Regions from separate parts of the Mus musculus genome. Here regions 1, 2, 3 and 5 are each linked to region 4. Evidence: chromatin loops called from intact Hi-C (ENCODE). Cell type or tissue: heart. All regions are shown on one strand. Each heading gives the region's core, and the rest is flanking DNA. Links, peaks and the distances in the headings are about the cores only.

The links. Hi-C counts contacts between places; a loop is a spot of excess contacts. Peaks named below come from ENCODE experiments on the same cell type or tissue, not always from the same donor. Only the 100,000 strongest peaks of a DNase experiment are listed, where the experiment ranks them.
Region 1: it touches region 4 in a loop (3-fold over the local background); 5 of 42 quality-filtered maps call a loop at or near these places.
Region 2: it touches region 4 in a loop (2.6-fold over the local background); 11 of 42 quality-filtered maps call a loop at or near these places.
Region 3: it touches region 4 in a loop (2.3-fold over the local background); 8 of 42 quality-filtered maps call a loop at or near these places.
Region 5: it touches region 4 in a loop (10-fold over the local background); 21 of 42 quality-filtered maps call a loop at or near these places.

The regions. Positions count from the first base shown.
Region 1 is chr16:14,314,625-14,320,884 of GRCm38, forward strand. It overlaps Cep20 (centrosomal protein 20), which reads right to left and starts at 2,708. Exons shown (of 5, transcript NM_025345.2): 1 at 2,670-2,708. The coding sequence starts at 2,697. In heart, for the core only: a CTCF peak has its summit at 2,560; a DNase peak (open chromatin) is centred at 2,777; H3K4me3 peaks cover 1,806 bases; H3K27ac peaks cover 1,330 bases.
Region 2 is chr16:13,818,135-13,824,394 of GRCm38, forward strand. Ntan1 (N-terminal Asn amidase) reads left to right here and starts at 1,117. Exons shown (of 10, transcript NM_010946.4): 1 at 1,117-1,302. The coding sequence starts at 1,222. In heart, for the core only: a CTCF peak has its summit at 2,858 (motif pointing right); DNase peaks (open chromatin) are centred at 1,097 and 2,255; H3K4me3 peaks cover 1,856 bases; H3K27ac peaks cover 1,589 bases.
Region 3 is chr16:13,668,880-13,675,139 of GRCm38, forward strand. It overlaps Bfar (bifunctional apoptosis regulator), which reads left to right and starts at 2,979. Exons shown (of 8, transcript NM_025976.5): 1 at 2,979-3,199. In heart, for the core only: a CTCF peak has its summit at 3,162; DNase peaks (open chromatin) are centred at 2,982 and 3,852; H3K4me3 peaks cover 1,953 bases; H3K27ac peaks cover 1,829 bases.
Region 4 is chr16:14,156,549-14,162,808 of GRCm38, forward strand. Marf1 (meiosis regulator and mRNA stability 1) reads right to left here and starts at 2,726. Exons shown (of 27, transcript NM_001081154.2): 1 at 2,596-2,726. It overlaps Mir484 (microRNA 484), which reads left to right and starts at 3,078; the gene lies at 3,078-3,144. In heart, for the core only: a CTCF peak has its summit at 3,428 (motif pointing left); a DNase peak (open chromatin) is centred at 2,833; H3K4me3 peaks cover 2,070 bases; H3K27ac peaks cover 1,478 bases.
Region 5 is chr16:13,899,909-13,906,168 of GRCm38, forward strand. It overlaps Pdxdc1 (pyridoxal-dependent decarboxylase domain containing 1), which reads right to left and starts at 3,237. Exons shown (of 23, transcript NM_053181.3): 1 at 3,007-3,237. The coding sequence starts at 3,027. It also overlaps a transcript of Mpv17l not described here. In heart, for the core only: a CTCF peak has its summit at 3,751; a DNase peak (open chromatin) is centred at 3,253; H3K4me3 peaks cover 2,243 bases; H3K27ac peaks cover 1,812 bases.

The DNA.
Region 1 (6,260 bases), core at 765-4,764, 160 kb after region 4:
TGAACATGACCCTGAACTTCTGATTCTCCTTCTTCTATCTCACAAGTAGGCTGTGATGGGATTATAGGTGTTCATTACCACTCCCAATGCCTGTGTCGCTGGGGATTGAACCCAGGACCTCACGCATGACAAGCAAGCTACATTACTAGCCCAACAGTAGGATTTTGAAATGCCCAGCCTGGTTAGAAATGTAACATAAGGGGCGGAAGAGATGACTTAGTAAGGAATGTGTATTGTTCTTGCAGAGGACCTCAGTTTGCTTCCTGGTACCTACGTGGGCAGCTCACAACCATCTGTAACTCCAGGGGAACTCCGGGCCCTCTTCTGGCCTCCTCTTGTACACATGCGCACACACACACACACACACACACACACACACACACACACACACACGCACATGCGCGGGCGCGCGTGCAACACAACGGCTGAGAGGGAGAGGGAGGGAGGGAGAGAGAGAGGGAGAGAAAGAGAGAGAGAAACACAAAAATAAATCTTAAAAAAAAAAGAAATGTAATGATACTCGAATAAGGGACTATACCACTGCTAACTTATGGAGTCAGGAGTATGCATGTCAAATGTAACCTTATGTCTTGAAAAGGTACACTGTGACAAACATCAAAAGTTGAAATAAGTATACAGACTGAGTATAGAAAATGGGCTAGGGTTGAGCTGTCATCATCCCTTAACAGTAATATGGAACCTTCCTTTCTCAAATAGTCTTTTGTGACTAAACAGCAATTTTAGAAAATCAACATAATGCCTAGAATACAGTTAAGAACCCACTAAATATTTATAATATAGTACCTTACATTATTGATGAAAACTGTAGGTTAATAGTGCACTTTGCTCTGCCGATGGCAAAGGCATTAATATGCCACAATAATTAAAACCCATAGAGCAGTTCGGAAACATTTAGGTACATATAAGCAGAGTTTCTGATCTTTAGTAACTAACAACAGTCCTTGGCCACGTGATCGAGGATAGCCACTCTTAGACTTTTCACTTTTCTTCTCTTTTATTTCTAAAGCACTCCTTCAACCTTTCTACAGGTGTCAACCAATTATACTCTGAAACAGGTCCATAAAAGGACAGCTTTATCTTAAGATCATAACACAATCCCCGTTCTCTAGTTCCATCTTTGGAAATTAAGGGAAAGAGTCTTTTCTACTGGCAAGCATCCTGTCCCAGTTACTCTGAAGTACACACAGTACAGCCTCAAACTTTGCAGAAAACGCAAAGTAATGAGCTGGATTTGGGAAACGCAGCATGTCCTTCATACTTGGTGGCAGATTCCTAAACCATGCCTCAGCTGCCTTCTCCGAGGTAATGAACTCTACTTCTCAGAGAAAGAGCTAGGTGAAATGGAAGAGGTTTTAGACCAGTAAAAGCCCAGAAAATGTAAGATCACTGATTAGGAACAAGTTTTTATTACTTTTCTCTCAGACACAAAGCATACCAAGAACCAGAGAACGCAGAAGAACATATATAAGGAGGTCCCCCTCAATTTGTAGGGATAACCTCTGGGCTCTTTTATCATTTTGCTACTTGTAGTCTTATGCTTACAATGCTATTATTATAAAAATGCCTTCAGGAATTGGTCTTAACCCAACTTCTTTTCCATAGACTTTATCTTGAAATCCTATGAAAAGTTTATACAATATACATGTACTATGTATACTCCCATCCCCAGAACAGCTCATTGACTCATGTGAAGTCCCTCCTGGGGACTGAGGTATGTCTGCTTTTGGAATGCTCACCAGCAGTGTCCCCAATACATATGCAGTCAATAGTTACTACATCTTAGTCTCCAAACTATTCCATTTGGTTCTCTCCAGATTTCCATTACCGTTGGCTTAGTCTCTGAATTCCTTGACACTCAGAACTAGGTTTATTCTACGGGAAGCAGAATGGCATGATTAAGCCAGTGCACCTTATGGGGTTTCCACACGAGTCGATTTCTATCTAAATTATCGTGGATGAAATATTCCAACTCTCATGTATGAAATGGACATAGCGTTGCTACACAGAATCAAGTTGGATGAGTTGTTAAGGGTCTGATAGAATCACATACTGAACCTTAACTCCAATTACAACTCAAACGTTAACTCTAATTACTATTCAGAGTTAACAGTATACACGCGTTATTGATGTCTACTCCTTGTTTTGTAGTCCTGGGGATGGAACCTGCATGCACCCTGCACACAACCAACCATTTTGGAAAACCTCTTCCGAAAAATCCTGAAGAGCCGCCAGGATGGACAACTCTGTCTCAGGTTTCTGCCAAAGGACAAGGAGGACCTAGCCATACGTTGTCGTCCGGATGGGCTAGCCGTGCAAATCATTGGGAAGTGTGTCTGTCACCAAATCGTGGCTGTGGTGTTGTCGTGGTCAGCTCGGAACGCAGGCCTTTGGGCGCTGTCTGCTCAGTAGGGTTCTAAGAGATACCCAGAGGTCCTGAGGGGACAACAGATACCAGTCCCTTCCTCCAGCTCAAAGGCTGGCCCTAACATAGCGCATGCGCAAAGGCCGCCCCTGGTGGGCCCTGCCACCCTAGAACGACCCTGGAAAAAGATGAGCCGATGTCCCGCGCGCTCTCCTTCTGTCCCATCCCTATCATATACGGAAGGTTCGACGCTTCCCGCAACCGAGCATCCCCTCAATGCACTCACCAGCTTTCAGTTCCGTAACAGTCGCCATTTTTCAACGGCTGCTGGTGCCACGCCTCTCCAGTGCGTACGCACGGCTCTCGGCGCGGCCTCCAACCAATAGGAGTATGGCTCTGCTAGACCGCGTCTGTGCCTGCGCTCCGGTGATTGGCGAGCCGCCACATGAGACTCCACCAATCAGCGACCGTGTGAGGCGGGCTACACTGCAGAAAAGCTTGGAGCCAGAGCCAAATCTGTACCCAACTGCTTTGCCTTTTGTCGCCGCCCAAGTCCTACAGGTCAAGGTGCTGATTGTTCACCTCCCCTCCCCGCACCTTGGCAGGCTTTGTGCTCAGTCCGAGTCCCAGACACAACCCAGCGTCAGAATTACCTGGAAGACTGGTTAGAACAGACTGCTCTGACCCACCCTTGGGTCTTTCTGAGGCACGGACCAAGAGTTGGTTTTTCTGTCAACTTCCAGAATGCTGTGGATGGATGCTGTTAGTCTGAGAAGTGCCACCTTAAAAATCATCTTACACGGCACCCACTCGAAAGTGAACACTAGGAAGTCTTTACACGCCTCAGGTCAATGATGCCCGTTATACAGAGGAGGAAGTTGAGTGTCTAAAGGAAGATCACTGGCAAATGGTGGAGCAGGTGATAACCTAAACCCAGGCCAGCATCTCTTCAAAGCTTGCTCTCTACACTACCGTTAACACCGAGTACATTTGGAATCCTCGAGTTGTTTGTGGAAACAGCTGATAAAAGATTAAGAAGAACAAACATGGGAATAATACATTCAAAATGTGAGGCAGTATAATGGCAGTTGACTCTCCAGGGAGTCTAAGACACTGGACCCTTAAAATTCTGGACAGCCCAATAGTGGAAGTCTATGAGTGGATGCTAGTGAGCATATTTTCGAGGAAGTAAACTGTAAGAAATAGAAAATATAGACTTTAAAAGAAATCATTGGGTGTTTGTTTGTTTTTGTCTCATCTTGTAGTCCACGCTATCTGGGCATTCACTCTGTAGCTCAGGCTGACATTGAACTAACAACAAACACTCTTTTTGCCTCATTCTCAAAGTGATGAACGCCCCTATACTGCCACAACTTGGTTTTGTTTTTAAATTTGCCTCAGGGAGATAGATGTATGTTCTTCCTAAGATTAGCTTTGTTTTGTTTTTTTTCTGAAGTGCACAGGGTGGCTTTGAATTAGCCCTCCTTTCTTTAGCCTCCCAAGTGCTGCAATGACAGGAGTACATCACCATATCAGGCTTCTGAGATATTTCTTAAAGTGGGTAGCAGTTTTAAAGTTTGAAATCCATTTAGAGGAATGGCTCAGTGAATAAAGTTCTTGCTGCATAAATTTGAAGACCTGAGTAACCTTCGAAACCTGTTCTGTAGCCTTAGAATGGTCTTACTCAGTTAGGCTTTCCTATTTTGTAAAACCATGGTGCCTGAATACTTGGTCAGTAGCTCAGGAAATTAGAAGGATTAACCAATTCTACAGGTGAACAGCACTATTGATATACTGATGAGGAATTCCAGAGGCAAAGCATTATGTGACTTAGTATTCTCACCATGCTCACCAAAAATAGATACAGAGCCGTCATCTCAAACTTTCCCTTAACCTTCTTAACCTCACTTCTTCCCTAACCTTCTGGGGTCAGAGTGGGCTCCGCCTCTATCTTGGGAGTGAGTAGGGCCGAGAATGGGGAAAGGCACAAATTAAAAGAAAGTTTCCAAGTAGATATACATGACACTGGCCCACTCATAATGCCAAGGTTATATCAACTTTTTAGAGACAAGACTTCTCTGTGCCTGGTCCCTCTTGGGGTCAGTTGGAGCTTGGGTCAGTCATGTAGGATTCCCTTACCATGGAGCTTCCCAAGGAGAGGGGAGGCTGTGGTGAGGCTGCTTAGAAGACCACCTTTCAGGCTGGCGAGATGGCTCAGTGGTTAAGAGCACTGACTGCTCTTCTGAAGATCCAGAGTTCAAATCCCAGCAACCACATTGTGGCTCATAACCATCCATAATGAGATCTGACACCCTCTTCTGGAGTGTCTGAAGACAGCTACAGTGTTCTTACATATAATAATAAATAAATCTTTGGGCCAGAGTGAGCAGAGGTCCTGAGTTCAATTCCCAGCAACCACATGCTGGCTCACAACCATCTGTACAGCTACAGTGTACTCATATACATTATATAAATAAATAGCCGGGCGTGGTGTCAGACGCCTTTAATCCCAGCACTCGGGAGGCAGAGGCAGGCGGATTTCTGAGTTCGAGGCCAGCCTGGTCTACAAAGTGAGTGTTCCGGGACAGCCAGGGCTATATAGAGAAACCCTGTCTCGAAAATAAATAAATAAATAAATAAATAAATAAATAAATTAGAAGAAGAAGAAGAAGAAGAAGAAGAAGAAGAAGAAGAAGAAGAAGAAGAAGAAGACGTCAACCTTTCTCCTTCCCTGCAGTGTTGATTGCAAGAGTGCTCTCTCAAGTCTATAGCACACATGAGCACCCTCTGGAACTTCCCAAGGAATCTGGCACTCTATTTAGTGACAAGTCATCTTCCTCTGATCCCCATCTGGCTCTACGCCCCAAGGTGTGCCAGGTGACTCATGGATCAGTCATGTCACAGCAGAGGGTGGCTTGCATTGTACCTGGAACCAACAGAAAGGCTGAACTCAACCAACAGAAAGGCTAAACTCACCAGCATCATGACATTGAGGACTGCCTGCTAACTCTGTCATCCACAGCAGGTGCCCAGGCCAGCTGCATCGAGTGACAGAAAACCCTGTCTATTTCACCTGTGTCTTTGAGAGTATATGTTTGAAGAATGATGGGACTGAATTCTCACAAGGCACTTCACCCCATAGATAAAACATTTATAGAATATAAAGTCACTGACTCAGCAAAGCAATCAGAACACTAGGGAGAGGTGACATTACATTCAGATTTTAATGAGCCTAAAGGCCAGTTCTCCCCACTACAGTGAGGCCATGGAATTCACAAGGAATAGAAACAACATTTAAATGTTGTCAAGAGGAAGTTTTAGAGTGAAATTTAGTTTTGTTCTATTTAGGTATTTGATTTTATTCATTTGTTGTTAAATGTGGATATTTATATTAGTCTGTTAGAGCAAACAAAATGGTTCCTCCTGGTAAAGAGATACCTTGTGCCTCTTTGACCATCCAGCCATTTTGATAGAGCAAGAAATTTATTTAAAGCCTTGTTTACCAAGTGATTTAGAGATTAAGAAATTCTTGTGGTAATTCTTGCTGAAATGCAAGCTGTAGAGGAAAACAGACCAACAAAGCAGTGGGCTGGGCTCAAAGGAGTTTAACACCATTTCACCAAGAAACTCAGTAGTTTCCTTCTAGGAGAGGTGTTGCTATGAGAGGCTGCAGAGAGCTGGAAAAATCCTCCTGTAGGTGGAATTTTACAAATATGGGCAGCAGCTTTTGGAAATAGCAATTTCTCTGAAGACAAGCCAAGGCAACTTGTGCAAAGATAGCATAGTGCAGAGGCTGGGGGATGACTATCAGTAAATGCCTTGTTAATTCAAAGGCATCAGCCAGACTCCTGAGGGTTTCACGTTTTTTATTTTTAAA
Region 2 (6,260 bases), core at 775-4,774, 340 kb before region 4:
ATCTCATGCTAGTCTCCATAACATTAACCACGCGGAGAAAACAAGATTTATTCCAAGCAGCTCCTCAATAGCTGAGGAGTTAAATGATCTGTTAACCTCTTAAGATAATCTGGCTACCTCCCACCCATGACCCCAATTCTTATCGTCAGGTTCTTTGGGCTTCGTGTGTTTTCATGATCTTGCTCCAGACTCTTTCCTCATTGCTCCAGTTCATCCTCCTAGCCTATCTGAAACTTATGAAATATAAAGCTCCGGGATAATGCGGTGGGCGGGCCCATGTCAAGGTATCCCCCTGAGGAATCACACCTTGAGACAGATCAAATATAAAGATGAAATGAATAGGGATATAGAAAGGGGCAGAAGCGGAGGACAAAGAGAGGGAAGAGAGGCTGCCTGAGAACACATGGGAATAGAGAGTGAAAGAACTGGGGTAGTGACTCCTCTGTATGCTGGTGCTGCTGTCACACTTGCCTTGCACCTGGCGGGCAGCGGGCAATGACACAAGCTGTTGCTGGGTAGCTCTTGGCCTGAGCCTGGTGGAATTGTACACCAATAGAAACTCCCGCTCTCCTTCCCTGTGGTCCCTGCGTCAGACCCCAAGCCCCTCCTACTTCTCTTCTGCCCAGCTGCAGGCTGTAGGCACCTTCATTAACCAATCCGGGATAACTGGGGGGTGGGGGGTGAGGGGGAGGAGTTATATAACAAAAGCAGGTATATGTGAGGACCCTGTTTCTTCCGCGCTTACGCCCCCGCGGTGCTAGCTGGGGCCGCAATTCTCGGGTTCCCCACGCCTTCTGCACTACGTCTGCCAGCTGAAAGGGACGTTGACTGAATAAACTTTTGCGAATCAACTCGGCCGAGGCAGGGGTCAGGGCTGGGTGACGCAAAGCGCGAGGCTACCCTCGAGGTTCTCCTTTCCGCGTCCTTAATGCTCAAGTCTCTGCGACTACAGCTGCTGGCACCAGCCAGGAGGGACACGGGTAGTGAGTGGACGCCGACAAAGTTTGGACTACATCTCCCGTGATGCCTTGCAGCCCAAGGGCTATTCCGTCTCCTCGATCTCTTCGGGCTGCTCCACGTCCGCCTGGACTACACATCCGGGCCGAGTCCGCGGTGGGCGCGGCGCCCACGGTGGGCGTGGCATGCCCCGAGGCGGGGCGAAGCGGAGCGGGGCGGGGCGGGGCGGTGGCCACCTAACTCGGCCTGGCGGCGGCCTAGACGATGCCACTGCTGGTGGATGGGCAGCGCGTCCGTCTGCCACGGTCCGCTGTGGAGCTGGTCCGGGCGCACCCGCCTCTGGAGGTGAGCGACCTACCCGGGCTTTCGGGGCGGATGGGAACTCCGCAGCCCGGCCGCCGACGCGCTTTCACTAGGGACCTGGTGAGACGAGGCCCAGAGAGGTTAAGGTGACTTACGGAAGGTCGCACAGCGCGTACACAGCGCGAGGACACTCGGCGGGCTCTGCAAGTCGGGGCGCTCGTGCGGATCCCCGCATTACCCAGCTGCAGAAAGGTGTGGGCGGGGGTCCCAGTTCTTTGCGCGCTCATTCCTGCCCCCCAGGGCGTAGAGGGGCGCGGATTATTTTTTAGCTAGAAATAAGGGATTCGTTTGGAAGTTGCTGGGTCCGGGAGGACTGCTCCCTGATGGAGTCTTGTTCTTTCCTTGTGGGGACTTCTGAAAGAGGGCTCATAGTGAAGGCAGTGATGACCAAGTATCCCACATACTAATTTGGACTCAGCCCGTCCATGGATCTCACATAGTACAGTCTAGGACGGGACCTGTTTCCTAATCAGTTATAGCCTTGAAGGAAAGATGCCCACGTTCCCTCTGAGAGGTGAAGCACTGCGTCTCTGTGGAGTTTGTGGTTCTGTCTGCTTACTTGCTTTGTCTTCCCCTGGATCTGCTTCCTGGAGCAAATGCTTCCTGAAAGCAGATGGCATTGTGCTAACCGAATATTTGTTGGGTAAGTGAATGGGCAGAATGACCCCTGAGAACTACGGGACAGGGAGACTGACTGTTAATTTGAATTTCAAGACAGCCTGATCCTAATACTGGCTCCTACAAATCGGGCTAGGCACTGTACACTGTGTCGATGAAGCCAGAAATAACACAAGAAAAGTTCCAGCACTTCAAGGATTTAGGAGCCTCTCTCCTGTGTCTGAAACTTGTAGTTTTAGTGGCCACGCAGCACATTACATGAGGCAGAGACGAGGTGATGTAGGGTGGTGTCTCCGGAAGCAAGGGTTTGGTTTATTTAGGGAGACGCAGCCCAGAAAGGATGCAGAGTGGAGAGTTGGTTTTCAAGAGCAGGGAAGTGGGGCCAAGGAGGCCCCCAGTGAGGAGGGCAAAGAGGGCTGCACATAGAGGCCAGGGGAACAGTTGGAGTGAGGACTTCAGGCCCACTTGCCTTAGGGGATGATGTGAAGGCTCCGTAGAGGAAAGTAGAAAATCAGGTCCTTGGTCACAACCATTCTTCTAAGTTTTGGTTCAATTTTGTTTTTGAGACAGGATTTCTCTGTGGAGCCTTGGCTGTCCTGAACTTGTTCCGTAGACCATTCTGGCCTCAAACTCTGAGATCTACCTGCCTCTGCCTCCCCTACTTTATTTATATGCTAGGCAATCTTCTGTTTAAAAAGATTTGGGATAGGGTCTGTGTTGCTCTGGAGTCTCACTGTAGGCTGGCGTCTGGCTCTAAGAGCTCTTCTCTCTCCTTCATCCCACATGCTGGCGTTAAAGATGTGCACTAGCACATGCTGATCTTTCTGTACTTATCTGTGTGAATGTATGCGCACATAGGTGAGTGTGTATGTGTGTGCACAGGGAGGCCAGAAGGTGGCATCAAGCACCTGTCTCTCCACTGTGTGTAATTCCTTTGAGTCACGGTCTCTCCCTGAATATGTGTCTTAGCTAGGCTGGGATGGAGCAAGCCCTAGCCATCCTCTTGCCTCACGCACCTCAGAGTTGGGGTTACAGTCATGTGTGGGAGTCTTGGCTTGTGAGTGCTGGGACCCCACTTCTGGTAGGTTTCCCACAGCAGTTTTAACTACTGCAGCATCCTCTCTGTGTGAGCCCTGTCCTCCTTTTCTATTTCAGAGAGACAAGCTGACCGTGAATGCCTTGAGACCTCTTACTTCAGTGATACTGTGATTAGAGTTATTATCCAATGTGCCCATCATGATACATTAAAAAAAATTATTCTCAGCTGGGCGTGGTGGCGCACGCCTTTAATTTCAGCACTCAGGAGGAAGAGGCAGGCGGATTTCTGAAGTTTGAGGCCAGCCTGGTCTGCAAAGTGAGTTCCAGGACAGCCAGGGCTATACAGAGAAACCCTGTCTGGAAAAACCAAAAAGAAAAAAAAAGTTATAAGAAAATTATTCTCTTATTTATTCTCTTATATATTATTACATCCTGACTGCAGTTCCCCTCTCCACTCATGATCTACTTTTTGAATGACAGCATACTATATATTGTCTTGTTTAGTTTGGTTTGGTTTTTCTGATACAGTTTCACTCTATAGCCCAGGCTGGCCTTCCACACACTCATGTATGCCTCAGCCTTGTAAGTTCTAGGATTGCAAGTGTAAACTATAAACTACCATGGCTGGCTTATTCCTCTGTGCCCTGTCCGTTCCTTTCTCTTTCTTTCTTCCTCCTTCTCTTTTTTCTTTTCTCTTCTTTTCTTTTCTTTTCTTTTCTTTTCTTTTCTTTTCTTTTCTTTTCTCTTCTCTCTTCTCTTTTCTCTTTTCTCTTCTTGTCTTTCTCTTCTTTCTTCCTCTCCTTTCTCTCCTTCCTTCCTTTCTTTTTCTTTTTCTGGGGGTAGTGGTGGTCATGGTGGTGGTAGTGTGAGACAGGGTTTCTCTTTGTATCCCTGGCTGTCCTGGAACACAGAGATATGCCTACCTCTGCCTCCCAAATTCTAGGATTAAAGGCTTGCACCGCCATGCCTGGCTCCCTGTATTTCTTTCTTGTGTTCTATGAGTACACGGCCCCAGTGGGTCATAAGCCTGATTAGTACCCCTCCCCGTTTCCTGCAGTTACACTTCCTTGGGCAACCCCAGCCTGAACATTTTAGATGGAAAATTCCAGAACACTTAACTGTCGTGTGCATGTCTCCCAGTCCTCCCTTCTTTCATGAGAGGTCTCACTGTAGCTCCAGCTGATCACCAACTCATGATCTTCGAAGCCTCACAGGCAGATGCCACCATGCTGGCTAGGAAGTTTGAAACACCTTTCATCATAGCTTGTTGTTAGGGCAATCCCATATTGCTACTGTTAAACTCCTTCCCCAGTATGTCTGGGTTTACTGCTGTCTGATTTTAGGCACCCATTGGTCAACCACAGTAGAAGGCCCCATGCTGTGAGAGTATCTTTGCTCTTATTTACTAGGTTGAGGGCTGTGAGATCAGACACAGTGTGGTGGTTTAAGTGAGACTGGCCCACATAGGCTCATATGTTTGAGCTCCTAGTAAAACTATTTGGGAATGAATAGGAGGTGTGCCCTTCTCAGAGGGGGTGGGTATGGAGGTTTCAAAAGCCCATGACAGACCCAGTGTCTCTCTGCTGCAAAACTCTCAACTATTGCTTTTAACAGCATGCCTGTGTGCTTCTCAGCAAGGCCCCAATTAAACGCTTTTTTTTCCTTCTTTTTTTTTAAAAATAAGAGTTGCCTTTGGCATGGTGTTTCTTAACAGCAATAACCGTGATACAGTGTGACTGTCCTAGGCCCCAAGTTTAGAAAGAAGTTAGGATTGGAACCCTGGTGTCTGCTTTTCACTTTGTTGTGTAATTCAGTACAGTAGCCCCTAGCGATGTGGGGCTGCTAATACAAAAACTTAACTGAGCACACGTGGAGAGGCCCGTAAGCATTAGCAGTCAGTATGCTGAGATAGGCCATTTGGGGATTACACAGTATGTTCCAGGGTAGACAGCAGTCAGAAACTTAGGGCTTGGCACTCATGAGTGGCACTCACTGTGTGTTGACTTCTGCTGGTTTTTTTTTAGAGTTTTCTGTGCTGTGCTGGGGATGGAGCCCAGGGCCTCCCACTCCACACCCCTGCCACTAAGCCACACCCAAACTTCCTGCTATTAATTTGGTACATAGCCCACGATTCACTGTGGAGCAGGTACTTTCACATTTAAAGAAAAGCGCCCGCCTTTAATCCCGGCACTCAGGAGGCAGAGGCAGGTGGATTTCTGAGTTTGAGGCCAGCCTGGTCTACAGAATGAGTTCCAGGACAGCCAGGGCTACACAGAGAAACCCTGTGAAAAACCAAAAGAAAAAAAAAAAGAAAAAAAAAAGAAAAAAAAGAAAAGTGCCATTGGAAGGGAAAGATGAACATAGCAGAAGGGTAAGAGGTGTGGGCTGGTCCTCAGAGTTGCAGATAAGAATTCTTCTTTTCTCACTGGCCACACACAATGCCTATTTCTTAAGCTATACTGGCAGAAGAAGTGAAAGGAATATTTTATAACAGTAAATTACATGAATTCAAATTTCCATGTCACCTGTCACTTTTTTTGTTTTTGTTTTTGTTTTTGTTTTTGGAGACAGGGTTTCTCTGTGTGCTCCTGGCTATCCTGGAACTCACTCTATAGACCAGGCTGGCCTCGAACTCAGAAATCTGCCTGCCTCTGCCTCCTGAGTGCTGGGATTAAAGGCGTGGGCCACCACGCCCGGTACCTGTCACATTTTATTAGAATACAACCACATCCATCGCTCTGGCTCTTTCACTGCGTAACTAGAGACCCTTAACCTTTAGGCTTTTCTTCTTTCTTTTCTTTTTTCTTTTTCTTTTCTTTTTTTTTTTTTTTTAAGATTTATTTATTCGGACATGCCAGAGGAGGGCATTAGATCCTATTACATATGATTGTGAGCCACCATGTGGTTGCTGGGAATTGAACTCAGGACCTCTGGAAGAAGAGCCAACCTTTAGGCTTTTCATCTAGTCATTCTGACAGAAACGTTTGCTGACCTCAAACATAAAAAGCAGTGTTGGGCTGGAGAGGTGGCTCAGCGGTTAAGAGCACTGACTGCTCTTCCAGAGGTCCTGAGTTCAATTCCCAGCAACCACATGGTGGCTCACAACCGTCAGTAATGAGATCTGATGCCCTCTTCTGGTGTGTCTGAGGAGAGCAATGGTACTCATATACATAGACAAAATACATCTTTAAAAAAAAAGCAGTGCCTTTCAGTAGGTCACTGGGAAAGGAAGGGACTGAGACACTTGAGTGCACATGGATTAAATACAAAGAAACATGAGACCC
Region 3 (6,260 bases), core at 1,290-5,289, 490 kb before region 4:
GATAAGAAGAAAAAAAAAAAAAAGCCAGGCAGACATCAGACTTGCTACTTGGAAACATGATAGTTGCTATGGAGATAAAGAGCAAAATTCTGCAGCAGAGAGTGTTAGGTAATCAGAAAAGGCAGAGCCATTTTTGGGAGCCTACTTTGTGACCTAACACTCTACAAAAGTGGCAAGTACTCTTAACCTCTGAGCCATCTCTCCAGCCCTACATTCAGCTCACCTCAAAGAGTTTCAGGATTTTGTTAGCCAGCCCCTGCTGGCTTATTCCAGAGATAAAGTGTTCACAGGGGCTAGATAGTTGGCTGTTAACAACTGTAATCTTTCCAATATTTATCCTCCAAAGAGTAAATGAGACCCCGTGTGATGGCTATTCTTGGGTGTCAACTTGACAATATCTGTACTAAGCTACAATTCAGAAATGGAAGGCACACCTGTGAGAGATTTCCTGCTTGATTTACAGTGAGTGAATTCACTTCTAGTCCAGACCTCTGAGGTAGGAAGACATACATGCTTAATCCAGATCTTGAGGCAAGAAGACACACACCTTTAATCTAGATCTTGAGGTAGGAAGACACAACTCTAATCTGGGCCAACCTTCTGCTGGCAGCCTATGTAAGGACCTGGAAGAAGGAAGCGCTTACTCTTTGCCTGCTTACCCTGTAGGAAGTCCATTCCTTCACTGGCATTGAGGCCCTCCTTCCAAAAGACCAACTTAGACATCCAGCCTTGTGAGACTGAACAAGTACTAGAACCTTAGACTTGCTGGTCCCAGCTAGTCATTGTTAGATTATTTCCTCTCATATCTAAATATATACAGTTTGCTTCTTTATTTTAACAGAGTGCATTAGTGAGGGTAACCTAGGGTCACAGAACTTTGGAAATTATTCTCTGTCTCTGTGTGTATGTGTCTCTCTCTGCTTTGCACATCGGGAATGATGATACCTTTACCTGCCCTGGAGCTCGAACATCTCCCCCAGGATGCTGACCTTCAGAAACTTCTGTTAGAGACTAGACCTGATCTTCAGCTGAGATACATCACACAGGTGAGCAGCCTTGGGAAGATAGGCTTAGGACCATAGTTAGGAACTTAGTGTGAACCTTGTGTGATAAACCTCAGCGTAATACAACGTAACTTTCATTACACTAAATACTATGCATATCTATCTCCCTTCTTGCTTAAGACAGAGGCAGGTTGATCTACAGATTGAGTTCCAGGACAACCAGGGGTACACAGAGAAACCCTGTCTACAAACAAACAGGGGAAGTATGGTGGGACACACCTGCAATCCAACCATCTGGAGAGTTCATTTGAATTCAGGACTAAACCTGTTCTACAAAGGTTGTGTCTTATTTATTTATTTATTTATTTATTTATTTATAATATATGTGTGCTCTCCTGCATATGTATCTGCTGCCTGAAGATGGCATCAGATCCCATTACAGATGGTTGTGAGCCACCATGTGGTTGCTGGGAATTGAACTCAAGACCTCTGGAAGAGCTCCCAGTGTTCTTAGCCATCTCACCAGCCCAGGGCTGTGTCTTAATAAGGAAAAATAATCTTAAATGGTAAATTCTGTTATGTATCTGTTATCACAATGAAGAAAAAAAGGTTTCTACCTTTACTAGATCACTCTCTAGAAAGTAAATTCTGCTAGCACAAATCAGTTTTACTCTTTACCAACTTGAAAAGAACACTCTCATTTATTCCTTTAGAGGTGGCTGATCTCAAACTCATTCCATAGCTAAGTCTCCATAGTCTTAAACTTTTTTTTCTTTTTCAAGACAGAGCTTCTCTGTACAACAGTGCCCTGGCAGTCTTAAGAGGACTCACTTTGTAGGCCAGGCTGGCTTCGAACTCACAGAGATCCTGCCTCTGCTTCCTGAATTCTGGGGTTAAAGCGCTACCATGCCTGACAGCCTTCAACTTCGAATCCTCTTGCCTACTCCTTGCCTCGTTTGGGGATTACAGGTGTGCCACCGAGCCCAGTTCGTTTATATGCTACTGGGATCGAACTCAGCACAGCTTGGTATGTTAGTCAAGCAGTGTACCAACTGAGCTTCATTCCCAGCCCCATCTCCAACAACGTAGAGATGTTAAAATTTTGAAAGATCAAATCAATGATTGTCCAATTAAAGCAAGCTGTATTTGGGGGGTACACCTAGGCTAACTGACTGTCTCCTCCTAAATCGGGTTTTGAGAGAGCAGCCTCTGCTGGCTTATAGGAGATAAGAGTTTAAAGAGTTGTTTAAAGAGTTGGCTATTGCCGGGTCTGGTGGCGCATGCCTTTAATCCCAGCACTTGGGAGGCAGAGGCAAGTGGATTTCTGAGTTTGAGGCCAGCCTGGTCTACAAAGTGAGTTCCAGGACAGCCAGGGCTATACAGAGAAACCCTGTCTCGAAAACAAACAAACAAACAAACAAACAAACAAAACCCGAGTTGGCTATTAACACGTTTTTATAAAGATACAATGAAAGGGAAGGAACGAGGGCACGTACATGTGAATGGGGTTGCAAACAGTTTATTAAATCAGAACTGAGAAACAGGAACTTTTTCTTTCTTTGGTTAAGTTTCACTATGTAGCTTTGACTGTCTTGGAATTCACTCCGTAGACTAGACTGGCTTCGAACTCACAAAGATCATCCTGCCAAGCATGGTCTCACAACGTCATAGATTGAAAACATAGTACCATTGAGTTCTCAACAGATCTAGATCAAGGTGGGTAGCTGCGGAGTAAATGTGATAACGCCATTTTACCCCAAATTCCGACTCTATAAATAAAACTTTAAGGACTGCTTCTGTGGTTTTCTTCATAAATGTGAAGTTAAGATCTATTACGATGCATTCGGGCACTGTGGGAGACTTTGATGGCTGAATAAAGCTAGCTAAATACGGGAACGCAATCCAGCTGGAACCTCCAGACCTGGGGCGGTGACTTCTGTGCTTGGCTCGGACGAAAAGGAAGGGGCGGGTCGCGTTGGTGCGCATGCGCCCGCATGCCCCTAGAGCAGCCGCTCTAGGCAGCCGGAGGTCGCACGGGGTTGAGAGCATAAAGAGGTCTCTCCTCTATGGTTGCGGGAGCTGATCGTAGTCGGCCCCTAGGCCCAGGTTATTTCCGGAAGCGAAGCCTTGTCCTCTACTTCCGCGGGGTCCTGGCAGGTGGCGGTGACAGAGTGGGTACCAGGACTAGTGGCGAGGTGAGCTTCGGCACGGTGTGGGGTGGTAATGGTCCGGCAGGGCGCTTGGCTTGAGAGTGCGGCGCGGGAGACGGAACTGAACCCGCTCCCGGAGCTGCGCTGGCGGGGACTGAACCCGCTCCCGGAGCTGCGCTGGCGGGGTGGGTCCAGGCTCTGGGGCCTCCTCACCCCGGCCTGGACGCGTCCCAGCAGGGCTGCGGACCGTAGCCCCTTCCCTTACGAGGCGAAGACCCACGCCACTGCAGGTCTCTAGTCCTCCCCCGCGTCGGGGTCTGGGTCAGAGCCACTCGACCCTGGGGTGGTGACAGAGATGGGTCTTGTTTCCACTTACTTGCGGGCTATGGGCGCCCGCCACGTCGGCTAAATCCGAGGCACCTTCCTGTCCCAAGGCAGAGGGTTTCATAATGGGAAGTGAGGATAACGGAACATCAGACTCCAAAGTGACACCGAGGCTGACCTAGAACTTAGCTCTTCTCATTCCCATACACACGACTCAAAAATCGTGTGCTGATGAGAGCGTGTGTGTGTGTGTGTGTTTTAGAAGAGAGACGCTGTGTCTAACTGGGGACCTTTAACTGGGCAAGGGGCAAACCCCTAACTTTGGTTGAGAAGAGAAAGTGGGAGCCATTGGGTCCTCCCCACGGAAGCCCATTGGCCCGCCCTTGGAGTGGCCCCAACGTCACACCAGGAGAGGCCAATGCGAAGGAGTTTTCCTTTCACCTTTAGGTACGGACTGCACGTGCTGATGAAGTTTTATTTACTTTTGTCAGTGCTCTTTTATAAACAGCCTGGATGTGTCCCGACCAAAGTGCACGGTATATGCCAGGGAATATCGTCCATAAACCTGATGGGAAAGCTGTACTCTGTCCAGGCTGTTCACACACACACACACACACACACACCCTTTTCCCCCTTTCTCTCTGGCAGTATAAATGCTAACCACACTGTTAACAGCATTCAGTAAAATGTGACAGTTAGTAATGCTATTATTATCAGTCAGCAAACTTTTTACCTGGTCGAAGTTTGACATCTAATCCCACAATCCTTTAGCGATAATATTAGTATGGCTTGATAAATGGAAAGTAATGAAGCTCGAGGAGAACAAAGGGTGACCAGATTGGGAGCCCAGGTTGGCCTCGCTCTGAAGACTTAACTTTGGTTTTGGTTCTTTGTTTGTTTATTGGGGGGGGTGCATTTTGAGACAGGGTTTCTCTATGGAGTCCTGACTGTCCAATAATTCACACTAGGCTGGCCGAGAATACACAGAAATCCACCTGCCCGTGGGGATTAAATGCCACCATGCCTGGCTTGTTTTATTTGTTGAGAAAGGCTTTATGTAATCCAGGCTGGCCAAGAATAATTCTTGGACTTCTGATTTCTCTGGCTTTCTGAATTGAGTAGCAGGAAATGGAGAAGGGAGAAAATGAAACTCTTGAACTGAGTCTAGAAATCTGGACTTATGCAAAAGAGAGATTTCCCTGAGTGGTGTGTGCCACCATGCCCGGTTTATACACTGCTGATGATAGAACCAGTCAGCAAACACTCTACCAAATAGTCCAGATTAGGTAACACACAGATAAACCTTACACAGTTAACTTGGGTTTGGAGTGGATTAATCATCAAAGACGGTTTGGATCTTGTGAGTGGATACTTTTGACTCAGAAATCTTAACAGATGGGAGTGTAATGATCCATTTAAGATAGTTATTGACAACCATGCTGATTATGCCAGTTAAAAAATTTTAAGTCCTTTTAATTGATGACAAGACCATAAGTGGCCTTATGCCTCTGAAAATATCCCTTGCTGCCTCTGCCCAGGGATAGAGTTTTTAAAGACAAAAACCTCAAAGACCTTAATTTACCTCAAAGTTAGATGAGGATCAGAGTAAACTTTCATTCCTGGCAGGGCATAATTTTAGATGTAACCTCAAATGGGTATCCAAAGCAGACATTGGGTTGCGGAAAAGGGAAAGACAAAATACATTCAAAACAGGATGGCATTACCTTAGTCATTTCAGGAGGAACATTTGAAGAAAAAAAAAAAAAACACTCAAGGAGCAGAAATTTATAGGTGGTCTATGAACAGAGTCTAATCTTAGTAATAGAAGGAACTCCTGTGAGTTGTGATATATGGTTATTATCCCCACTGTTATAGGGATACAAAGAAAGGTAAATGACCTACCCTAGATCAAGCAGCTAATGGTTTGTTGAGCTAAGATTTAACGTGATCATTCTGCCTCAAGTTTGTGCTGTAAGTGAAAATGTTCACTTGACAGCCAGACATGATGGTGTCCCAACATTTAACAAGCCAAAGCCTGGTGGTGCAGACCTTTAGTTACTTGGTAGACCAAGGCAAGAAGATTGCAAGTTCAAAGCCTTAGTTATATGGATTGGGGCTGAAGGTACTACCTCTGTAGTAGAGTGTGTTTAGAGTGAACAAAGTCCTGGCTTCAGTTCCCAGCACTAGAGAAGTTAGTTTACTACTATGTCATTCATATTCTTTACTGAATAAAACCACAGCTGTAGGTTTTATTTAGTCTTATTTTCTTTTTCCATAGCAGGGAGTGTTGTTTTGTTGAGATGGTTTCATGCATCACTCGCTGGCTGGCCAGTGATGACCTTGAACTCTTAGTCCTTCACCACTGAGCGGCTGGGATTACAGGCCTGTGCTGTCGGGTCCAGTTTAGTGGGGAAGGTTTTGGGCAATTTGATGGGAATTTTGCTCTAGGGAGATGATTCAAACATTGAAAAAAAAGAAATTCACAAAAAGAGAATAGGAAATGAGCATTATTTAAGTTTCACTTTAGCCATACCTAGTCTGTCATAATTAGGCATTTACATGCAGATTACATGTAGTTGTAAACTTCCAGGCTCTTGTGAAGAACTTGTTTCAGGTACATAGTCAGGTCCATATCTATAAATTGCATATCTGCAAGTTCAATGGTGAATGAGGGGGAAAATTCAGTTCAATTGTGGGCTAGAGAATGTAGCTCAGTAGTATAGTGTTTATCTGTTGTGTACAGTGGCCCTGAGTTCTACCTCCAGTCCTGCCAGAAAAATCC
Region 4 (6,260 bases), core at 1,102-5,101:
TTGGAACAACAAACCACATTCAGTGATGATTTATCAGAGATTTCATCTGTGCATGTAAAAGATAATTTCTTTCCACTATAACTCTGGTAAGATGCTTCTGAGATTTTTATATCTTCATGATAGGCTGAGAGGAGAATGGTTCATAATGCATTTCAAGTCTGGGCGGACTGATCACACAAAGTAAAGTATGGTCGGCAAGCCAAAGTCAGCCTGCTGCCTGTACACATGTGTGTGTGTGTGTGTATGTCTATCTAGTTTTTCTTAGACAGGATCTGATTCTGTAATACTGAAGTAACACTCTTCCTGCTTCAGGCTCCCAAATGCTGAGATTACAGGTATGAGGCATGACACACTTGGATTTAAGTGGCCTGTAAACTAAGAATATATTTTCAATTTCTTAAATTATTGAGAAAGTGTTCTTAAACATGAAACTTAAACTTTAGTATCTGTAAAGTTTCATTAGGACATAGCTACACTCCTTAAGTAATATCTATGGCTGAGTTGAACTAGAGTTGAGACTTGAGTCCTTGCCATATGATCCACTTGTAAAACTGAATATATTTACTTTTTGGGTAGTGTGCTGAAACTATTTAAGTTTCTGTTTGTAGGCCAGGGAATGCATGGAGCTTAGTGGCATACAGAAGGGTCTAGGTTCAATCCCAGACACAGAGGTAGAGAGGGAAGAAAGAGAAGGGGGAAAAAAGTCTGTTAGTTTGTTTCCTTGTCTGTACACAGCATTTTAAAAAGTGAATTAGAAAATGCATGCACTTCCATTTTCACCACTATATCCTGTGCTCAGCCCAAGACCATTCTGTGGTAATCACAGAGTAATCGTTTGTTGAATGAAGGAAGTAGAGAATTAGCCTAGTACAGTTTACCATCACTACTTCCATTACAACACCTGTTTTTATAATTAAATCCAGGTTGGACCAGGTGATGGTGGCGCATGCACTTAAGCCTAGTACTAGGGGAGTCAGAGGCAGGTGGATCTGTTTAAATTGAGACCAGCCTGATCTAGAGTGAGTTCCAGGACAGCCAATGATACACAGAGAAACCCTGTCTCAAACAACAAACAAACAAACAAACAAAAAACCACACACACACACACAAAAACAAACAAAAACAAACCCCACAAAAATCCAGAAATCCAGGTTTTATATCACCCAACACACTCCACTCTTATTCATAAGAACTTGTTATAATCACAGTGTTCATAATTTCAGCGTGCTTAAATCTTTCAAAGCCAAATCCTAAAATGAACTACCATATCTACCACTTCACTGAGAAACAGAAACGTTTAAAATAAAGTTTCATAGCTAGCTTCAGGTCAAAAGGCTCACCTACCTCTTTCTACACCAAGGTGCCTTCAATATTGCTCAAAGAGCCAGGAGTGGTAGCTCAGGAGGCAGAGGCAGGAGGATATCTGCAAGTTTAAGGGCAGCCAAGTTCCAAGCAGCTGTGGTTACACAGTGAAACTCTGTCGATAGATAGACAGATAGACAAGGCAGGCAGGCAGGCATATATAGACAGATTACTCAGTTCAAACAAATATAAGGAAAAACATTAGTGGCCTGCAGCCTAAAAATTTCCCAAATATTCCTAGGAATTCCATTTAAGCAGCCGAATCAGTCAGGGGAAGTTCTAATGTGAGAGAGTCTTCCTTTCTGAAACTCAGTTTCTGAGCAACTTAGACAGTGGCTGAGAATGCAGTGTGCAACATTGTACTGCCTGCATGTTGGTTCTGAAGGCCACCTATCTGTGCTGCTGTGGGCATGTCATCTTTATAAACATAAGGCCCATCTCTTGTGAGTCTAATCATCATAGCAACCCCCTCACTTATTTATTTGTAGTTTGGTGACAAGAGATACCTGAGGATGAATTATTTCCCAAATGACCTCCCCCCTGCCACAAACTCCCAGTCCTATGTATTTGCTCGTCTTCTACCTTTTAACTAAAATGACTCTTTTTTCTCCAATAGAATATAAATTCCATAACAATATTGACTGTATGTGAATATACGGTATCCCAACCTTCCAACTCAACTGTGCCTCACAAATATCAATAAATGACCCTGGACAAATGTAGAGCTCACTGAAGGTGAAGAAAGACCATTTAGCTGACAATTTCCTTGTATGCAAAACAGAAAGATCCTGGAAAGTCCAAAAGATACTAGTGCAACTAGAAAGCACCACGTTCGTGCTAGAATTAATTGGGGAGGTGGCTGAAACTGAAACTGCATCCAAAGTGGCTATTAAAACAAAAACAAAAAAACAATAAGGGACTCAGCCACACAACTGTCCTTTTTCTCAACTTTCCAACTTTGCACATCCTGCGAAGGTTGCTACTGACACCTGGAGGGCCGGGGAGCGAGCAGGAAGACAAGCGCCAGCTGGGACTAAACGCCTCGGAAGAGACCGGGGGAGCACTGGAGAGCGACTTTTTCGCACGGCCCCTTCGGCAAGTCCCAGTCCCGGTCCTTCAATCCCAGAAGCATCAGTCTGAGGGGGGAAAAGGCGTCGTTTCCAGACCAGCTACGTTGCTGATCAGAGCATCCGGTACGCCCTAGTGGAGTCCCGGCACTGACAGAGGACTCACCTCAGCCACTAGCTCCTTCTTGGCTCACATTCCGACACCGCCGCCTACCCCCCACCCCCCCCAGGCCCTTTATTTTGATTCCCGACTCCGCAGCTCCCGCCGCCGCCGCCAAGCGCTCCCTCCACTTCCGCTTCCGCCCCGCCCCGCCCCTGTCGCAAAACCGATACGCTTCTCTACTACTAGCCCCGCCCCTCTCTCCGAGCCTCCCTGCCTCACCTCTTCCTCCATAATACCACACCCTTCCTCTGCTCCGCCCCCTATGGCCGCTCCCTTTCTCCGCCCATTCCCAGCCCGTCCCCACTCCGCCCAGTCGCTTCCTCCAGTAGCCCCGCCCATTCCCCCGTCCCTCCCTTCCCCTTTCTGGCTCCACCCCTCCCTGAGTCTCGCCCAGTCTTTTCTTTCGCCCCGCCCTCGCCTCCGCGTATTTCTCCGCGCAGGGCACGCTGGGAAGTGGGGGGGGCGGGGCCTCGCGGCCCTGCAGCCTCGTCAGGCTCAGTCCCCTCCCGATAAACCTCAAAATAGGGTCTTACCTAGGGGGCTGGCGGCGTATTTTTTTTAGCAGGAACCCCAGTTTAGGAGTTCTCACTACTGGTTTGATGACGCCATGTCGAACGGATCTTCCAGGCGAAGAACTAGGGAGCTTTTGTGATGGAGTCAAGGAAAGGCTTGCCAGATGGGATTTGTTAGGGTTCCGCTCTAAAAGGTCTTGGGAGCGAGGACTAAGGAGAGAAGATTAATGTGAAATAAAGTATTAATGCTCTGCCTCGTCACGTGATAACCCTTATTTTTACAAATTAAATCGTGCACGTTGCACTGCATCTTTTAGCGCAACCTAGTGGCCAGTGGAGAAAGAACAGTTAAACCTGCCAAATGGGCTTTTGGCAAAGTCCTCCCTACCTATAGCAGTTTCAGTGCTGATCAAGTACATGCAAAGACTGCTGCTGAATATTGACACCAACAGTTAAGAGTACATGATATCCTTACCCAGTTTTATTTTTTCTTTTCAGAGACAGTGTCTCACTTGTGTAGCCTTGGGTTGGCCTGGAACTTGCCCCGCAGACTATGCTGTACTCGAACTTGCAGTCCCTTGCTTTCTGAGTGCTAGGATTAAAGGAGTTTGTGTCACCTGGCAAACGTTTTGTTTTAATAAACCTAGTGCTTTGTAACCAATACTTTTCAGATGACAGGTTGGCCACGAAAAAGAAGATGCTAAAGTTATAAGAACTTTGTGAAATCAAAAATACTTCATGTTTTAAACAGATAAACTGTTCTGTATCCTCGCTACCCCTATCCCCAACCCCACTGAGCCTTGAAGGCTTCACTTTTACTTGACCTAAATATGAGTTGGGTTTTTTTGTTTGTTTTTCCAGACAGGGTTTCTCTGTGTGATAGCCCTGGTTGCCCTGGAACTCTCTGTACACTAGCCTCAAACTCAGAGATCTGCCTGCGGTTGCCTACAAGTTCAAGAAGTAAAAGCATAACCTTTATTTAGAACCATGCCTGGCTTAAATATGAGTTTTCAGGATTCCATAGGGGGAAAGATAATTTCTGAAATTTCTAGCTCTTTGCTGCTTTCTGTTACAAGTTAGGAAAAAAATATAATCTAAATGTAGGCACAGTATAGAATGTCCTAGCTGGTTATTACTTTAAAATAGTTATACTTAAAAGTCTGCCAGAAGCCGGGCAGTGGCGGCGCACGCCTTTAATCCCAGCACTTGGGAGGCAGAGACAGGCAGATTTCTGAGTTCGAGGCCAGCCTGGTCTACAAAGTGAGTTCCAGGACAGCCAGGGCTATACAGAGAAACCCTGTCTCGAAAAACAAAACAACAACAACAACAAAATTAAAAGCACTACCTACTATTTAATAAAAGTAGGTTTCAACTTTTTGCCAGAAGTAGTGGCACAGTTCCAGGGCAACTAGAACTGCACAAAGAGACCCTGTCTCATTAAAAAAAAAAAAAAAACCAACTTCCTTTTTTTTTCCTTTGCTCAGTAATAATCTTCACATTTATGAAACAAAGATAACAGAGATTTATTATTGGTGTTTCACTGGATACTTTGCATTTGATTCAACTCCCCAAAGACCTAAGTTACTAAACAGAGTTCTCCTCTACCACCCATGAGGACAGGATCAAAGGAAGAGAAGTCAAACTCTCAGCTTGGTCACAGCACAAAAGCTACAAACAAAATGAACAGAATTTTTTTTTAAAAAAAAAGAGCAAAGCCAACTACAGTAGCCCAGGACTTTGATCCCAGCTCCTTCAAAGGTAGAGACAAAATTACAAATTCAGCTTATCCAGGCTACAGGGTGAGCTTAGGTCCAGCCTGGGCATCTTAGAAGGAATTTGACTAAAAAAAAAAAAAAAAAGAAAGAAAGAAAGAAAGAAAAAGAAAAGAAAAGAAAAAAGGGGGCTGAAGGTATAGGTCAGTGGTAGAGCATTTACCTAGAGTGGGTAAGGTATTGAGTTCAACCAACAAAACTGAGGAGAGGGGCAGGGGGCAGGGGGCAGGAGGCATTACTTGTGTAGCCCAGGGGAACAGAACATGATTGTAAGAGTCAAAAAGAGCCTTCTGAAGCTCCTTTTGTTAGGTACAAAATCGAAACACTTGGATTTCCTGTACCCTTTTTCTCATCTTTTAAACAATTCTAGGAGGCTGGAGATACAGCTGAATGATACAGTATTTGCTTAACATGGCCAAGGGCCTAGGTTCAAGGCCAACACTGCCAGAAATGTAAGCTAACTATGCCTTTCTCTGGCTTCCCAGTCTCTAAATAGTCTTCAGCAACATTTGGCATCTGAAATTCTGTTTCCGTTTACTGTATTAACCCTTTAAGATCAGATTCTTTGTCTTAGTCACCAGGTTGTAAAATTACCTGTGCCTAATAGTATTTAATAATTAATGAACAATTAATGGCTTAACGTTAAGAAATTATTATTAGCTGGGCCTGTGATCCCACTGAAAAATAAGGCTAAGGGAATACTCAGAAATTTGAGGCCAGCCCAAGTTACATAGGAAAAGTGTTTCAAAAAAGGAAAAAACAAGGGGCTGGAGAGATTGCTCAACAGTTAAGAACACTGATCTCCTAGAGGTCAATTCCTAGCAACCATATGATGACTTTTTTTTTTTTTTAAAGATTTATTTATTTATTATATGTAAGTACACTGTAGCTGTCCTCAGATATCCCAGAAGAAGGCATCAGATTTCGTTATGGATGGTTGTGAGCCACCATGTGGCTACTGGGACTTGAACTCGGGACCAGTCGGGTGCTCTTAACCCCTGAGCCATCTCGCCAGCCCTGTTTGTTTGTTTTTCAAGACAGGGTTTCTCTGTGTAGCTCTGACTGTCCTGGAACTCACGCTGTAGACCAGGCTGGTCTCAAACTCAGAAATCCGTCTGCCTCTGCCTCCCGAGTGCTAGGATTAAAGGTGTGCTCCACCACTGCCCGGCTTATTTACAAAGCACTGCACAAAGTCTTGTAAACTTATTTATTTAGCTCGGGGGGGGGGGGGGGGGACGACGACGACGACCATTTTATCCACGAGTAATTAAATACCTTGTTTCAAATACACATAGCTAGTAAGCGGCGGAGTTAGGATTCAAAGTCAAGTTCTTTCACATTAAACTATTCTGTCTCAGAAGAAGCCACAACAGTTAAAGATTCT
Region 5 (6,260 bases), core at 1,466-5,465, 260 kb before region 4:
TGGTGCCTGAGGAGGCCGGAAGAGGGTACTGGATTCACAGAGCTGGATGTATAAACTGTTGTGAGCCACCAAGTGTTGGGAATTGCACTTGGGTCCTCAGGAAGAGCAACAAGTGTTCTTAACCACTAATCCAGCCACCTTACCCACATTTTTGCTGCTGCTGTTGTTTTGGCAGATTTACTTACAAAGAGCTATTCTCAGAGGAAAGATGACCTAAGTTCTTCCCAGTCCCTCTCTTTCTACTCTCCTAGTTTGGATGCCTTGTCCTTTCACTTGGCCTATCTGACATGGAGATACCACTGTGAAAAACCAAATTAAGGCAAGAAAAGTGACTGCCATTCATATTTGCAAGCTTGCATATTACTTCAAGAAAAAGCAGGGGTAGAGTTATGGTTTGATAAAGGGAGATATATAAAGTGATTCTACTGAGTAATGATCATGTGTAGTATGTACTACACCCTAGAGCAGCAGTCCCCACCTTCCTAATATTGCTACCCTTTAATACACTTCCTCATGGTGTAGTGATCCCAACCATAAAATTATTTCATTGCTACTTCATAACTATAATTTTGCTAGTTATAAATAATAATGTAAATATCTGATATGTAAGATATCTGATATATGATTCCTGTGGGAGGTCACAACCCACAGGGTGAGAACTGCTGTACTAGAGGAAAAGATATTGAACTTTCAGAGGATGAATAGCAAATAACACTGTGGTTCTATAAAGTATGCATGGATCAGATGAAGTGGGATCACTCAGAACTACTCAAATAGCTCTCAGTTTTATATTAAAATGTAGAATCTAGCCCAAATTAGCCTAATCCTCAAAGAAACTGGACAATAGACATAATTTAGTGTTTCACTTCAAACTATTTCTCAGAACACGAAGTCATCTAAATTAATATTACAGAAATTATTCGCTATATTTAAAGTTTTCTATTACTTCATGGAATATAAAAATAAGAGCCCTAGCTTTTTTTTTTTTTTTTTTTTTTTTTTTTTTTTTTAAAAACAGGGTTTCTCTGTGTAACCCTGGCTGTCCCTCACTTTGTAGACCATATCGACCTCAAACTCAAAAATCTGCCTGCCTCTGCCTCCCCAAATGCTGGGACTAAATTGTGTACCACCACCTGGCTGAGCCCTAGCTTTTAAAACAAAACATTTATAATTTTCACACTGGCCTAAGGCAGCAACTTTCAGCCCACATATTATGAATTCCTCAAAGTTCAATGCAATTAAAGTTCCATCCTAATGCATGCTGGAGTTTCAGTACCTCCTTAGATTTTCTTTGGAGGGCTTAAAATATTTTACCATCACTTAATATACAGAAACATACCATTTACACTAGAGTTCCTACCCACTTTTAGTTTTCAGATACTCTCAAAGGAAAGATCATCTTTGTTCTTTCAGGTTTCTAATGAAATGACTTAAAGCCTTGTAAAGAAATGGGAAACAGAATATTTTCAGCATCATTTTGTATTCAGCTACTGGAGTTACACACACAATCTCAACTAGTTCTCTGAGCTTCTGAATCGCTGATCGTTTCCCGATGTGCAGAATTAGCCTGTGCAACAGAGAATACTCGAAAGTATGCTTGGGTTCTTCTTACTAGGCCCCAGCAGTACCTCCCTTGTACTCCCAGGACTCTAGTTTAAAACACCTCCAAAAGCTGCTAAATGTCCCTGGGGAACAAACCTAACCCAAAGTTGAGAATCGCCATTCCAAGTGAAGCTCATGGTACCAAAAAGTCGACACTATGCTCGTCAGAAGAATCAAGGAAAAAAAACATCTTTTTCTCTGATTGCTTTCCACCCAATTTATACTTGAAATAGCCGAGGAGCAAGATATGCCACTGTGTGCACATGAAGACATCTGGCTTAATTTCTACAATTACTGCTTTCAACAAGTCCTGTAATATCAGCAGTTTGGGAGGCAGAGGCAGGAGGATCACTTTAAGTTCGAGACCAGCCTAGTCTACAGAGAGTTACAGAAGAGCCAGGGTTACTTTCACAAAACCGGGGACTGAACAAGGAGAGATTGAAGAAGGGGGCGAGGGTTGGTGGGGAGGATGGAAGGAAGGATTGATTTCACTTGTAGGGAAAGCTAGGTTTTTACATCATACCGGATAAGCAGAATTTCGAGAAGGGACAGAGAGAAAAGACTGGGAGGACAGAACGTTAGGCACTGAAAGCACAGTCCATGAAGAAACCCAAGGACCTGTTTGTTCTCAATAGCCAGCCCTTAGATGGGAACAATTAGAGTCTATTTAACATGCCCGAGTAGGTAGCCAGATCCATCAAGCTGCTGTTGCCCCAAGGGGTGAGCAGGGCTAGACACAGGTTCCCATGGACTTGGAATTGACCTGAAGTCCTCTCATGATTCTCACTCAGAAAGAGGAACCCAAACGTAGTGAGACCAGCTGGGACCACCTCCTCTTCCCAGCCCCCAAATAAACTCACCAGTTACAGAATACCCAACCCTTTCTGGATACCAGGGGTTCTAGTCTGGGGTTTGCTTGCTACAGCATCGGAATCACGTGGGGAAACTTCTTAAACTCTACAAACTGAGTTCCCGCCCACCCGAGCTTGAGACCCGAGGCTGCAAAGCCATGTTTTCACCAAGGTCCCCAGGTGATTCCTACGCCCGCCAAAAGTTACAATTTGTCTCCTAACTTGGAAAGCACTGAACATCTGTGGCTTTTGCAGGGGCCTCCGCGACAACTAGGACTTCTTCCCGTACGCTTCTGGGGCCCACACCGATTGCTCCTGTCACCCTACAGGACCAGCGCGGGTTCAGGCCGGGTCCTACGCCGAGCCTCGGTAAAGCCAAAGCCGGCTCCGACAGCGCCGGGCCCACCTCCCCTCAGCCACCGGGCCCCGTGACGTGGCCCGGCCCGGCCCGGCCCGGCCGCCCTCCTCCAACGAGACTCCTTAGTCCTACGGGGAAACCAGTCGCCCCGGTGGCGAAGACCCGGGACCACAGCGCCGCCCGCTCCTTCCGTACCTTCTCCAGGGACGCGTCCATGGCTGAGGCGTCCGGTGCTGGGCCCGCGGTGCTGGGCACTACTTCCGCCTCCCGCGGCCCGCAGCGGTTTCCACGCTGGCAGCGCTGACGTCCTCCCCGCCCGCAGCCGGCGGGGCGGAGAGGAGGAGGAGCTGCCCCGCAGCGCGGCCCGCAGGTATCCTGCGGCTTGCTGAAGGCGGGGCTAGGCCCGTCGGGTGGGCGGGGCCTCCCGGGGCGGGGCCTTCTAGGCTTCCGTACTTGGGCGTCACGCCGGCCGGTCCTAACGCTGCTTGGTGGCAAGAACCCCGTCTATAGGGCGGTCCAACTTGAAGCCTGTGACGACCGTCGCAATGAGATATCCACCAGGTAAAATACTATCGACTCAGCTGCACGGCCCAAGCCAGGCTTTCAAGTCCTCCGCCGTCAACACCGGTCAGGAATGGAGTAGTTATTTACCTTAGCAGCCTAAGACCAGCGCTCACCCTTGCGCATGCGCGGGATGATGTATTTTGTCAGCTCTTTCCTCAGAAGTCCAGACAGAAAGGAATTCGAGGCCGCTGTTCTGGCGTCCTCCCTCATGTCACAATGATGGCTTGTCGGAGGATGGGTAATAATAATGATAATAGTAGGTCTGTTGCCTTTCCATTTTATATCAGAGCAGAAATTTGATATGGAGGTCATTATTATCCGTTTTAGGTTTAGTCCCTTGCAGCCCGGCAGTACACCTCATTATTCCCGCTTCACACCCGCTAGGTGGGGGTAGTGCGTTTTTAGTGAGTAAGAGCCCGTGGGATTTGTTTCCTACATTGCTCCACTACTGATGGGTAGGTGAAATGGGATCTTACCACCATTGTGGTCAGTGAAACTTCCTGCACAGAAGTCTGATGATGCTAAAAACCACAAAGCTATCCCTACCCTCTCTATTTCTTATGCAGCATGCTCCCCCAAACCCCCAGGTTGGGTCGGGTTGTCAGTGTAGTAATTATCTGCAGGCGGTCTCTACTTTGTATTTGGATAAATGGCCTGCTTGTGTTGTTAACATTTCCTAGCAAAGAAATCGTGTGTGCTGCTTTTGAGTGACTCTCCAGTTAACTGGAAAAAAAAAAAAAAAGTGATGAAATAGTGCCTTTTTTTTTTTTTTCCTTTCTTTTTTGGTTTTTCGAGACACGGTTTCTCTGTACAGCCCTGGCTGTCCTGGAACTCACTCTGTAGACCAGGCTGGCCTCGAACTCAGAAATCCGCCTGCCTCTGCCTCCTGAGTGTTGGGATTAAAGGAGTATGCCACCACGCCTGGCTTGAAATGGTGCCTTTCAAAGACTGAAAACTGATGTGCTCCTGCTTGAACAAAACAATGTGTTATGAAAATTTCCAAACCTGTAGAAAGGACAAAAGAATTTCGGTGAACAGTCATGTGCCCATTAGCTAGATTAGTTGCTATTTTCTTCTTTTTTTTTATCACATGTGTATTCAGATAACTATCCATCAATATTTGTGCTGGTACATTACAACTCTGAACACTTCAATATTATTAAAGACTTATTTTTTTTAGGCAGAGGTACAAGAAGTGTCTCCTCCTCCACCTCATGATTTGGAGGCTAGACTAGGAGAGATGCCGAAGTCCAAAACAACTTGGCTTGGTGACTCCAAACCAAACAGCTAAGGTGCTGATGGTAATGGTGGTTGCCACTAAGTCTGATGGACAGGGAGAACCATCTCCTGCAAGATGCTCTCCGACTGGCATATGCGTGCTTACACACTCACAATTTTTTGTAAGCAAATAGCAAAATAAAAACAAGCAAACAAAAACAGTGCACAGGCTGTAGAGATGGCTTAAGAGGTAAAGGCCTCTACCACTAAGCCCGGACTGAGTTTGATCCCTGAGACTCACAGTGGAAAGAGTAACAACTCTGGAGTTGTCCTCTGACTTTTGCATGTGGCACACATGCACACACACACAAGAGCTCACAAAATAAAAATGTAATAAAGATTTAAAAAAAGAAGCTCATAAATGTAACATTATCTCCAAGTAGTTAAAAAGTAGATTCAAGCCAAGCCTGGTGGTGCATGCCTTTAATCCCTGCACTTAGGAGGCAGAGGCAGGTAGAGCTCTGTGAGTTCTAGGCCAGCCTGGTCTACATAGAGAAACAAACCAACATCCCACCGCTACCCCCAAATAGACTCAACCTGTACAGACATATGGCTTGTATATGGTGAATGTTTACATCATTAGTATTTTTGAGTTAGGGTCTCACTATGTAGCCCTGGCTGTCCTGCTGTTCATTTGTAGACTGACCTGCCTTGAACTTGAAGCAATCCTCCTGTCTCCCAAGTGGTGTAAGCTATCACAGTGAAGTAAGAATTTCCTTGAGGGCTAGAGAGATGGCTTAGCAGTTAAAAACAGGATTCAATTTCCAACACTCACATGGCAGCTCACAGCTTTCATAATCTTTAGTCCCAGTGGAATCCAATGTACTCTTCTGGCCTCGACTGTGCATGCAGGCAAAACATCAAACACATAAAAATAATAGATAAAATGTTAAAAAGAGATTTTTCTCCAAGAGTAAACCAGAAGGAAACAAAGGAGGGGGGTATGTAGGTTTTTTTTTTCTTTAAATTCCACAACATAATTTTGCTGTGAGCTGAATTATTACAGCCATATTGTAAATAAATATTTTAATCTTTAATATTAAAATAAGCCAGTGATATACACTGATTCACTACAGCAATGCAAAAATGTGGGGTTTGCTGCCAAGCCTAATGACCTGTGTTTAATCCCCAGACCCTACAGTGTGGAAGGAGAGAACTGACTCCCTAAAGTTACCCTCTGACCTCCATACACACTCAAGAACGCGCGCGCACGCGCACACACACGTCAAATAAATACATATAACCCGATGTTCTTCTAAAAAATGATAACTATCAAAAGCTGTGAGGGATGAACAAGATGAATAAAGATATAGATGGAATTACTATTGTCCTCCGCTTTATTCTAAGAATAAGTAGGCGTTTGGGGAAAGGGCTGAGTGAAGACAGCTTTATTCCTATTATTATTTTGCCAGGGGTTTTATTTGTTTTTGAGACAGAGTCTAAGTAGCCCATGCTGGCCTCTAGCACTCTTTTTGCCTCAGCCTCTCAAGTCTTGGGATTACAAATATATGCTACCATGCTCGGCTATATAGAACTTTAAATGTAGTATTTAGATGTAAAGAAACTCATGTATGTACATATACCATGAATGTAGAAGTGAAAATGTC